2 separate regions of the Homo sapiens genome follow, and region 2 is linked to region 1. A link is an interaction called in ENCODE POLR2A ChIA-PET data of the cell type or tissue named here. Cell type or tissue: endothelial cell of umbilical vein. All regions are shown on one strand. Links, peaks and the distances in the headings refer to the core of each region. The heading gives the core; the rest is flanking DNA.

Region 1 (5,382 bases), core at 287-5,286:
TCCATTACTGGAGAGTTATTGCTTTCCTTTGCAGTGGTCATGTTTTCTTGCCTTTTCATGTTTCTTATGTCCTTATGTTGATGTCTATGCATCTGGTGTAATAGCTGTTTCATCCAATTTTATGAATTGGCTGTCATAGGAAGACTTTTTCCTATAGATTTAACTATAGCATTGGTTGGGTAGAGTGCTTTGGCTGTGATTCTGGGTGGACACAGTGGTATAGTTGCCATGTGGTTTTGTAAACTATAATCAGCATCAGTGGTGTCTGTGAGTTCTTCAGTGGCTTAGACCATGGTTGTTAGTAGAGGCTGTGGTGAGACTTTGCTAGGAATAGAAACAGTCAGCAGGCCAGTTCTCAGGTGCCAGTTGTGGTGGTGGTGGGTAAGGGTGGGCCTGTCCTCAGGCCCCTAGATGGCATGCACAGATACCTGTGGAGTGGGCAGGGTGGGTCGATCCACAAGCTGCCAGACAACATGTGTGGATGCCAGTGGCAGGTGGAACATACCTGTCTTCAGGTTCCCTGATGGTGTGTGCATACGCCGGTAGTGGTGGGTGGAGCAGATCTATCCCCAGGCCTCAGACAATGCACACTAGTACCAGCAGCAACAGGTGGGGTGGGCTTCTTCTCAGGACCCTGGATGTTGCACATCAGCAGTGGCAGGTGGCAGGGGTCAATCCCTGCATGGATGCTGGTGGCAGGAGGGGCATGCTGTCTTTAGGTCTCCCCAGTGATGCACAGGGGCACTGGTGGCATCCAGTGGACAATGTGCACAGGCCCCCAGTGGTGAGCAGGTGGGGCGGATTCCACATACACTTTTTTTTTTTTTTTTTGAGATGGAGTCTTCTTGTGTTGCCCAGGCTGGAGTGCAGTGGCACAATCTCGGCTCACTGCAAACTCCGCCTCCCAGGTTCAAGCGATTCTTCTGCCTCAGCCTCCCGAGTAGCTGGTATACAGGCGCACACCACCACACCTGGCTAATTTTTATGTTTTTGGTAGAGACAGGGTTTCACCATGTTGGCCAGGCTGGTCTGGCAACTCCTAACCTCAAGTGATCTGCCTGCCTCAGCCTCCCAAAGTGCTGGGATTACAGGCATGAGCCACCACGCTTGGCCCACATGCACTTTTTGGAAAACAAAAATGGAATTTTGATATACATCTTTGTCTTCAACTTGTGTTTTTGTTGTTGGTTTTTTTTTTTTTTTTTTTTTTTTGAGATGGAGTCTCCCTCTATTGCCCAGGCTGGAGTGCAGTGACACAATCTCAGCTCACTGCAACCTCTGCCTCCTGGGTTCAAGCAATTCTCCTCCCTCAGCCTCCTGAGTAGCTGGGACTACAGGTGCATGCCATCACAGCTGGCTAGTTTTTTTGTATTTTTAGTAGAGATGGGGTTTCACCATATTGGCCAGGCTGGTCTCAAACTCCTGACCTCATGATCCGCCCACCTCAGCCTCCCAAAGTGCTGGGATTACAGGCATGAGCCACCACGCCCGGCCAACTTGTGTTTTTTTACTTAAGAGTATACCAATCACTTTAGCTGTTCAGGCCAGTGTATATAAATTTACCTTGTTCTTTAAATTAATGCATAACTGAGAAAAAGGATTTGGGGAGGCAGTGTCTAGGATGAAGAACAGGACCTCTTTTGATGTTTTTCCAGATATATAAGTGAAAATTGAAAGTATTTTTAATTACCTTTGGTCATTGGGGTATAGTTCTTTGAATGCCACATCAAGCTCAGATGGGCATTGGGCACCCTAAGATTTATTCAGATTACATTAGAAAGATCCCCAAGGCAGAAGGGTGGAGGATAGATTCATGGAAATGAGACAGATGGTGAGTTCAATTAAGAGACTCTTTATGGAGATAGCTCAATATTTCAGGTGAAACATAATCAATACTCAGAAAGGAGATTATGGGGTCCCCAGATGTTTAGGAATTAGAAGCAACAAGACATGGTGACTGGTTGGATGTGGAGGACACAGTAGAAAACATCTAAAGAGACTTTTAGGTTTTATTGTGGGTAATAGGGAGATGGCACCATTCATGGACACAAGAATAAAGGAAGGTAATAAATTCACTTCTGGGACTTGGTAGAGTTTACGTGGCCCCAGCCATCCATATAGGGGTATAGGGGTGATTGGAATGTTGGTGTGAATTCAGGAGGCATCAACCTGGGAGTCACCACCACGAAGGTCATATTGGAAGCCATGGCAGCTGATGAGATCATCTAGGGATGTGTGTAGACTTGAAAGAGAAAGGGGAGTAAGTATACTATATCCTCATCAAAAGAGAAGAAAAAATGTGACCAGCAAGAGAGACCAAAAACTAGCAAAAGGTAAGAGAAGTACCAAGGTAGAATGCCATAGTGGAATGCAAGAGGAGAGAAAATATCAGGAAGAATAGAGAGCCAAATAGCATCAAATTCTGCAGAGAAACCAAGTCAGGTAATATCTGAAAAGGGTGTAGGAGGTCGTGGGTAAGTTCAGTGACATGGAGGGAGCAGAAGCCAGAGTACAGGCTCAGGGGATGGAGAAGTGAGGGTGGCGTAAGAGGTGGACACAGCAAGGGCACACTATATGTTTGAGAAATTTAATTCAAGATGAAAAAGGAGAGGAGTTAAGCAATGGTTAAGGCCACACAGCGTCATAGGGATATTTTTGAACTCATACCATAGTTTTATATAGAGATGAAAAAAACCCAGAGCTCAGAGAGTCCTCTTCAGCTTTATAAAATCAAACTTGTCAAGTTAATGGACTTATTTAAGTGAGTCAGACCCCATTAGAGCATATGTCACTTGACTGTTATAGGTACACAGCCATGACTCAGAAATGCTGACACAAAGCCATGTGGTACGATATATTACTAAGCAGTGCTTATGCATTGTCACACAGTGATTAGAAAGATTGCATTGTGGTATATGGCTGGCAGAACAGCTCAGAACTATATAAGTGACGTTTCTCTTTGTGGAAATTTTGGGAACTTGTATTTGATTACAAAATGCCTTGAGATTATAAATCCAATCGGCAGATATAGAAAACTTACAGCATAGCTTTCTTCATATCACAGCCTCTGTAAGAAAAATGTATTAATTTAATTTCATATAACTTTTTTTATTGGTTCAAGTGATTAATTCTTCTAAGCAGATGCTAGTGTGATGTAGTGATTAAGAGCACAAGCAATGAACTTCAATAGACTTGTGTTTTGAATACAAGGTCAACCACTTATGAGCTATGAGATCTTGGGTAATGTCTTAGTCTATTTCGTGCTGCTGTAACAGAGTAACCACAGACTGGGTAATTTATAAAGAACATAAATTTATTTTCTCACTGTTCTGGAAACTGGGAAGTCCAAGATCAAGGTGCTGGTATCCAGTGAGGGCCTTCTTGCTGTATCATCCCATGGCAGAAGGTGGAAAGGCAAAAGAGAACCCAGGCACACAGGAAGAGGGCTGAACTTGCTTTTATAACAAACCCACTCTTCTGGGTTAATCTATAGATAAGGGCAGAGTCTTCATGACCTAATCTCTTCTTAAAGTTTCTACCTCTTAACACTGTTGCATTGGGGATTAAGCTTCCAAGACATGAACTTTGTAGGACACTTTCAAAGCATAGCAGGTAAATTCCTAATTTGTAAAATGAGGAAAATAATAGTTCCCACCACAGAGAGTTGTTATGCAGGTGAAAGTGAGGTCATGCATATGCAGTGCTTGGCACAGTATATGACACCTAGTAGAGGCTCAGTGAGCATGAGATGAATTTCAATTCACTGGGGCCAACAGGGAGACCCTGCTAGGAAGGGAACCTCAGGCACAAAGGGCTAAAGGCAATAATAACTGTGGCTGAGCTTGGAGAGGAGAGGATGTGGGTGAAAACTGACAGAAAATGAGATAGGCAGAGCAGTAACAAGGTATATGGATCTTCTGTTGGGGAAAAAAAATCCTATAGCAAAGCTTCAAATAGTATTGTTATTTTATATATGCATATATATATATATATTCTATATCTACACATACGTATACACTACGTGTTACCACCAGAGTCTTTTCTGTGCTTTGCTAAACCTATTATTACAGGGATATTTCCTGAGCCACTGTATCTTTTTTTTTTTTTTTTTTTTTTTTTTTTTGGAGATGGGGTCTCACCCTGTCACCCAGGCTGGAGTGCAGTCCTGCAATCTCAGCTCACTGCAACCTCCTCCTCCTGGGCTCAAGTGATTCTCCTGCCTCAGCCTCCTAAGTAGCTGGATTACAGGCACCCACCACCACGCCTGGCTCATTTTTGTATTTTTAGTAGAGACAGGGTTTCGCCATGTTGGCCGGGCTGGTCTAAAACTCCTGACCTCAGATGATCTGTCCCCCTCGGCCTCCCAAAGTGCTGGGATTACAGGTGTGAGCCACCACACTAACCTGTTTCTGTTTCTCCACTCCAGTGTCCATCTCAGCTGCAACTGTACTTTGTGTCAACCAGTATTCAAGGGAGGACTCTGATTGGTTCAGTTAATCCTTTCAAGCCAAGCCCATGAGTTGTGCTCTGCTTGGAACAGGGGTTTGCCCATCCAATCAGCTGTATCCAGGGCTAGAGGGAAAGTGGAATCCCATGCTTCAGAACCTGCCCTTTCGTATAACAGGAGCTGAGACCATAAAATCTGCCATGGATGAGACCACACTGAGTAAGCAGCATCCTGAGTTATATCTATCTGTTGGAGGGATGGAGGAGAAAAGGCAGGCAGGTGTAAGACATGAGTGGCCAACTGTCCCAGTTTGCCTGGGACTAGGTTTAAATTTTTAATAGTAGTGAAACGTATATGTCATAACATTTATCATTCTAATGGCTTTCAAGCATGCTGGTCTGTGGTGTCATTGTGCAAACATCACCACCATCAATCTCTAGAACTTTTCATCTTTCCAAACTAAAACTTCACACATTATACACTAATTCCCCATTTCCCCTCTCCCCAGCCCCTGGCAACCATCTCCTCTCTGCCTCTATAAATCTGACTACTCTAAGTACCTCCTATAGGTGGAATCATATAGCATTTGTCCTTTTGTGACTGGCTTATTTCATGTAGCATAATGTCCTCGGGGTTCCTCTATGTTGTAGCATGTGTCAGAATTTCTTTCCTTTTGCAAGCTGAACAATATTCCACATTTTGTTTGCTCATTTATTCATCAATGGACCCTTGAGTTAGTTCTGCCTTTTAGGCTGTTGTGGGTGGGACCGGCTCAATTTTAACACTAAAAGTCTTGTGTCCCAAGAAACTTCTCAGTCCTGGGCAAACTGGGACAGTTGGTCATCCCAGACATAGACCCAGCTAGCATCCCCAAAACCAGGACACCAGCACAAGCAGCCAAGGGCATCATCACCAGGGAAACTCCACCTGCACAG
Region 2 (5,382 bases), core at 152-5,151, 110 kb after region 1:
CACACGAGCTCATTACAATTCTCAGAGGGCAGATTCCTGGTGCCTTCGGTAGCCGGATGATTTTTTTATTTTTTAGTGTGATATGTGAAAGTGGGACACTGGTCTTTTTGCAAGTAGGAAGGCAGTTGTTTCTGCGCATTGGCACTCGAGCAATATGTTCCAAAACGGTTCAGAGTCAGAGCTCTAAAATGGCAGATTTGGGCTCTGAAATGGTCCCTGGGGAGCCTCAGTAGTGGATCTTGGAAATTTTTAAAAATATACTTGATGTGTGATTGAGAAACAAAAGTTTTACCAGTTGTTTAGAATTTTGGTTTCATTTGAATACATGGAATATCTAGCCCCAGTCAATTTTATAGATGATTTTAGTGTTTGTTGGCAGATGTGTTGACCCACATTTTACATACGGAGGAAACTGAGGCATAGGTTTGCCCTAGGAGGCTGAAAGCAGGACCCTGGATCCTCATTTCCAGTTCATCTGCTTCTCCGCTTCACTGGGGTGCTGTGATGTTGATGTGGGGGCACGTACATGGTTTAGTAAGGAAGCGTGGTCCCTTGGAGGAGAGGAGAGACATGAGGGTCATTGGGTGTGCTCAGGGAGGGTGGGTGTGGGGAGAGGGGCGTGCTGTTCCTCTGGGTAGAGGATTATAAAGGGCAAGTTGGCAATGATGTATCAATAGCTTAAAAATATGTGTGATCTCTGACTCAGCAGTTGAATTTTTAGGAACAAATAAAGATGTGTGCAAAGGTGTTTGTTCAAGGATAGTTATCCCTTCATTGTTTATAGAAGCAAAAAAGCAAAAAAAACCCAAAAAACTGGAAACAACCTAAATGCGTAACAGTAGAGCAGCAGTGCATTCATACCAGAGAACCCCAGGTAGCTACGAATTATACTGCCAAAGGTTATTTATCCATCTGAACAGATATCCCCTTAAATAGTGTAATACTAATGGTGATGACAGCTCACACGTATATGGCATTTGCTGTGCGCCAGACATAGTCTTAACCACATGCTATATGTTAACTCATCATCATAACAGCCCTAGGAGGTATGTGCTATCATTTCTTCTTTTTTACAAATAGGTAAACTGAGGCACAGATAGGTTAAGTAACTTGCCAAAGAGCACACAGATGGTGAGTGGCTGGCTGGAATTTAAACCAGAATGTCTTGACTCCAGAGTCCAACAGATGTTTCAAAACATATTTTTTGTTGGTTTGTGTTAGAAACATTTTCTTTCAGTGTCTAGATGAGCATTGGAAAATGAATAAAAGGGTATACACAACACATTAACAGTGGCTTCTTCTGTTAACAGGATTGCATGTGGTTTTTACTTTCTTCTTTTTGGTCTTCTGTTTTTCTCACTTTTCTCAGTGAATGTGTCTTATAAGAAATTCAAATTCTGTTTTTAAAAACAAAAAAATTCTCTTCTGAAGGCTAATTTTTTAAAAAAACTAAAAATTAATGCAAAGCACTAGATGCTGACAAAAACCAATCCTGTGGGAATTCTGAAGATGAGCTGGAGTCCAGTGGACAGAGAGGAAAAGGCCAGGAGGAGGAGTGGTTCAAGGTGGATGTGAAGTTGGCTTTCCTTGAAGTCTAAGGAGGAGGAACCAGCAAAGTGAAAAATAGAGGCAAAGGTGGAGCCATGGGAACCTTGGAAGGAGGCTGTGTTGGGCTGAATAATAGCCCCCAAAGATATCCTAATCACTAGAACCTGTAAATGTTACCTGATGTGGCAAAAGAGATTTTGTAGTCATGATTGGGGATCTTGAGTTGGAGCTGTTTTGCAGAATTATCCAGTGGGCTGTAAGTGCAACCACATGTGTTTTTATAAGAGGGAAGCAGGGCTGGGTGCGGTGGCTCACACCTGTAATCCCAGCACTTTGGGAGGCTGATGCAGGTGGATCACCTGAGGTCAGGAGTTCAAGACTGGCCTGGCCAACATGGCAAAACCCCATCTCTGCTAAAAATACAAAAATTAGCCAGGCATGTTGGTGCGTGCCTGTAATCCCAGCTATGAAGGGGGCTGAGGCAGGAGGATCGCTTGAACCTGGGAGGCAGAGGTTGCAGTGAGCTGAGATTGTGCCACTGCATTCTAGCCTGAGCAACAGAGCAAGACACCATCTCCAAAAAAAAAAAAAAAAAAAAGAGGGAAGCAGGGGATATTCAAAAACAGAAGAACAGGTGATATGATTGCTTCAGCAAGAAGCTCTGTTGTTGGACTTGGAAGGTGGAGGAAGGGGCTACCAGCCAAGGAATGCAGCTCTGGAAGCTGGAAAAGGCAGGGGAACAGATTCTTCCCAGAACCCCCAGAGGGAGACAGCTTACCAACATGTTAATTTCAGCCCAGAGAAATTGATTTTGAACATCTGACCTCCAGAACTATAAGAGAATGAATGTGTGTTGCTTTTTTTTTTTTTTTTTTTTTTTTTTGGAGACAGGGTCGTACTCTGTTGTCCAGGCTGGAGGGCAGTGTGGCATGACCTCGGCGTGAATGTGTGCTGCTTTAAGCCACCAATTTTGTGGTGATTTATTATAGCAGCCACAGGAAACCAGCAGGGGTGTGTGCAGATCACACTCAGGCCTCGGCCTGCACTGAGAACAGCACGGTGGGTTGGAGTCTGCCAGCCTCGTTCTGATCACTCTGGCTGTGTGACCTTGAACTGAGCCTGGCTTTGCCCCCAGGGTAGTTGCGGGATCAGCTGGGAGAGCACCATGACACTGTTATATAAACTGAAGAGCATCACACAAACCTAAGTGGGATGAGCACTTCCACCCAGCCTAGCATAAACCTGGTCTCACAGAGCCAGGAAAGCTGTCATCATACACCACCCCCTCCCTGCCTCTTAATCCTCAGTGCTTTAGCTTCCAAACCACAGGTGGAATGTATCGCCAGCCAGAGTGATCAGGTGTCTTAAGCCCCATAACAAATAACCCTGGGGACCTAGATGCTGCTTCAGTTCACCTGTTGGCGGGGGTGGTCGGGCAGGTGCTGTGTGCCTGCTGATAGGTCCCACCCTAGGCAGTGAGCTGGGGAAGGTGGGACCCCAGCCTCTTTGGAGGGGACAGAGGGAATATTTCTGGGATGTCTTCTCCCCAGAGTGTGTGAGTGTGTGTGTGTGAGAGAGAGCAGGGAGTGGAAGAGTCCCATAACCAAGTCCAGGGTTTGCAGTCCCTAGGATCATACCCTGTGCACCCCAAATTGTTTCCTGACAGCTCTAGGGGTGCCAGAAATGGCTTTTAACAATATTGGCCACTTGGTGTTCTGGAGGATAAATGTGCTGTTGGGGCCTGGGCTCTGGGATAGGGAGAGGGAAGCCAGCAGGCTCCCCTTTAAGTTTTTGGAAGAGCTCCCGCACCAGCCTTTGCCTCATCCATAAAGGAAGTGCACTCAGCCTACTGCTCCCAAAGCCCTTACCAGCTGCAGAGTATTCACTCTGTGCTTGGCCTATGTGGACGGAGCAGAGGAGCAGTTGTCAGAGATGACCCAGAGGTCCCTTGCAACCCACAACCTAAGGTGAGCACCCAGGAGGATGACCAGGGTGGCCTGGGGGTGCTTTTCCCCATCACAGCTTAGGGTCCATCTCTGAAAGTGCCTGGGTTGGGAAAGGCCGAATTACCCTGGAGTAGAGCATGGTGTTGCCATTCGAGTGTGGTGGGAAAGGCCTGCTGTCAAGCACGTAGGGCCCTCTGACCCCGCACTGGGGCCCGGCTGCCTGTGTGTGATTGCCAAAGGGAGAGGCGGGATGCTGGCTTCACCCGACCCCCTGGGACCATGCAGGAGAGAATAACTTAGAAGTTACGTTAGGTCTCTTGGGTGCAAGTGACAGAAACCGAACTCAGACTGATACAAAGAGAGGAAGATGGGGTGTCCCTGGCCAGCACAGTGGACACAGGGCCATCGGCCTCTGTCTCTCTCTCCCTCATTCCTACTAGTTTGGTTCTCTGGATTGGTTGAGCTCTAAGTCAGGCCCTTCCTCGCAAGGGCAGTGTGGTTGCTGGCTCACAGACCGTCCTCCTGAAAACCCCATTGCTGGGGAAGAGCTTCCCCTCTCCAAGGATTCCAGTAAAGGCCTTCGAGACCGGGCCCAGGGCTCGGTCCACTTGGTTTCCAGGCCACCCAACCCCTCTGTCTCCTGCCTCAGTGGCTTCTCATTGGCTTTGCTGCTTTATCCTCATTGTCTTCTTCTGGGGCTCAGTGCTGGGACATCTTCTTCCCTGTCCTCATTCACTCCCTAGATGACCTCATCTAGTCTCTCTATGATGATATCTTTGAAGTGACTCCTCCCAAGGTTCTGAAGTACAAATTGTTTTCTAAAAACTGTATTATGTATTATCCTTCCCTCTGTTCCTTCTCCTCCTTCCTCCCTTTCTCTTCCCTTCATTTCTTTCTTTAGAAAGACAGGGTCTTACTTTGTTGCCCAGGCTGGAGTACAGTTGCCTGATCACAGCTCACTGCAGCCTTGACCTCCTGGGCTCAAGCGATCCTCACGCCTCAGCCCCCGCCCCTAAGTAGCTGAGAACACAGGCATATATCACCACACCCAGCTGACTTTTAAATTTTTGTGGAGACAGGGTCTCACTATGTTGCCCAGGCTGGTCTTAAACTCCTGGGCTCAAGTAATCCTCCCACCTTGGCCTCCCAAAGTGCTGGGATTACAGGCCTGAGCCACCGTGCTAACCTGAAGCACAAACTCTTACATCCACCTGCCCACGGGGAGCTCCACCTGGCTCAGGTCTAAAACCACACCCCTCATCTTTCCCCCAAACCTTTTCTCAAGGTCTTCCCTAAATCATAAATGATAGCTCTATCCTTCCATAGCTCCACCAAGTCACCCTAACTTCTCTCTTCCTCTCCTGCCCATGTCTGATGGATCCGTGAGTCCCCCTAGCTTTACCTTCAGAACATACCCAGAAGCTGAGGACTTCAGCCACCTCCTGCACTCCCGCTGTGTGGCAAGCCAGCAGCACCTCAATAACTGGTCTCCCCATTTCCACCCTAACCCCCAGCTCTGTTCTGCACATTGCAGAAGGAGGGATCCTTCATGATGAAAACTGTATCACATCAGCCCCCTGCTCAAAACCCTCCAGTGCATGTTTATACTCAGAGTAAAAGCCAGTTTCCCTAACAACCTTCAGGGCTGAACGGGACCAGCACTCCAACGCTTACCACCCCTGTCCTCATCTCCTCCCCTCCTGGCTCACTCTGCTCCAGCCACCCTGGTTTTTTCACTTTTCTTTTCTTTCCCTTTTTTTTTTTTTTTTTTTTTTTTTTGAGAGAGAATCTCTCTCTGTTACCCAGGCTGGAGTCCAGTGGCGTAATCTCAGCTCACTGCAACCTCTGCCTCCCAGGTTCAAGTGATTCTCCTGCCTCAGCCTCCCAA

Evidence for each region. Peaks named below come from ENCODE experiments on the same cell type or tissue, not always from the same donor. Only the 100,000 strongest peaks of a DNase experiment are listed, where the experiment ranks them.
Region 2: POLR2A ChIA-PET joins it to region 1 with 5 read pairs; 2 of 35 experiments call an interaction of 5 or more read pairs at or near these places.

What each region holds. Positions count from the first base shown.
Region 1 is chr16:58,363,618-58,368,999 of GRCh38, forward strand. No RefSeq gene overlaps it. Among named protein-coding and RNA genes, the nearest start is that of GINS3, 26 kb to the right of the region's middle. In endothelial cell of umbilical vein, for the core only: no CTCF peak of the experiment used is centred there; a DNase peak (open chromatin) is centred at 2,834.
Region 2 is chr16:58,468,782-58,474,163 of GRCh38, forward strand. It overlaps a transcript of NDRG4 not described here. Among named protein-coding and RNA genes, the nearest start is that of NDRG4, 29 kb to the right of the region's middle. In endothelial cell of umbilical vein, for the core only: no CTCF peak of the experiment used is centred there; no DNase peak of the experiment used is centred there.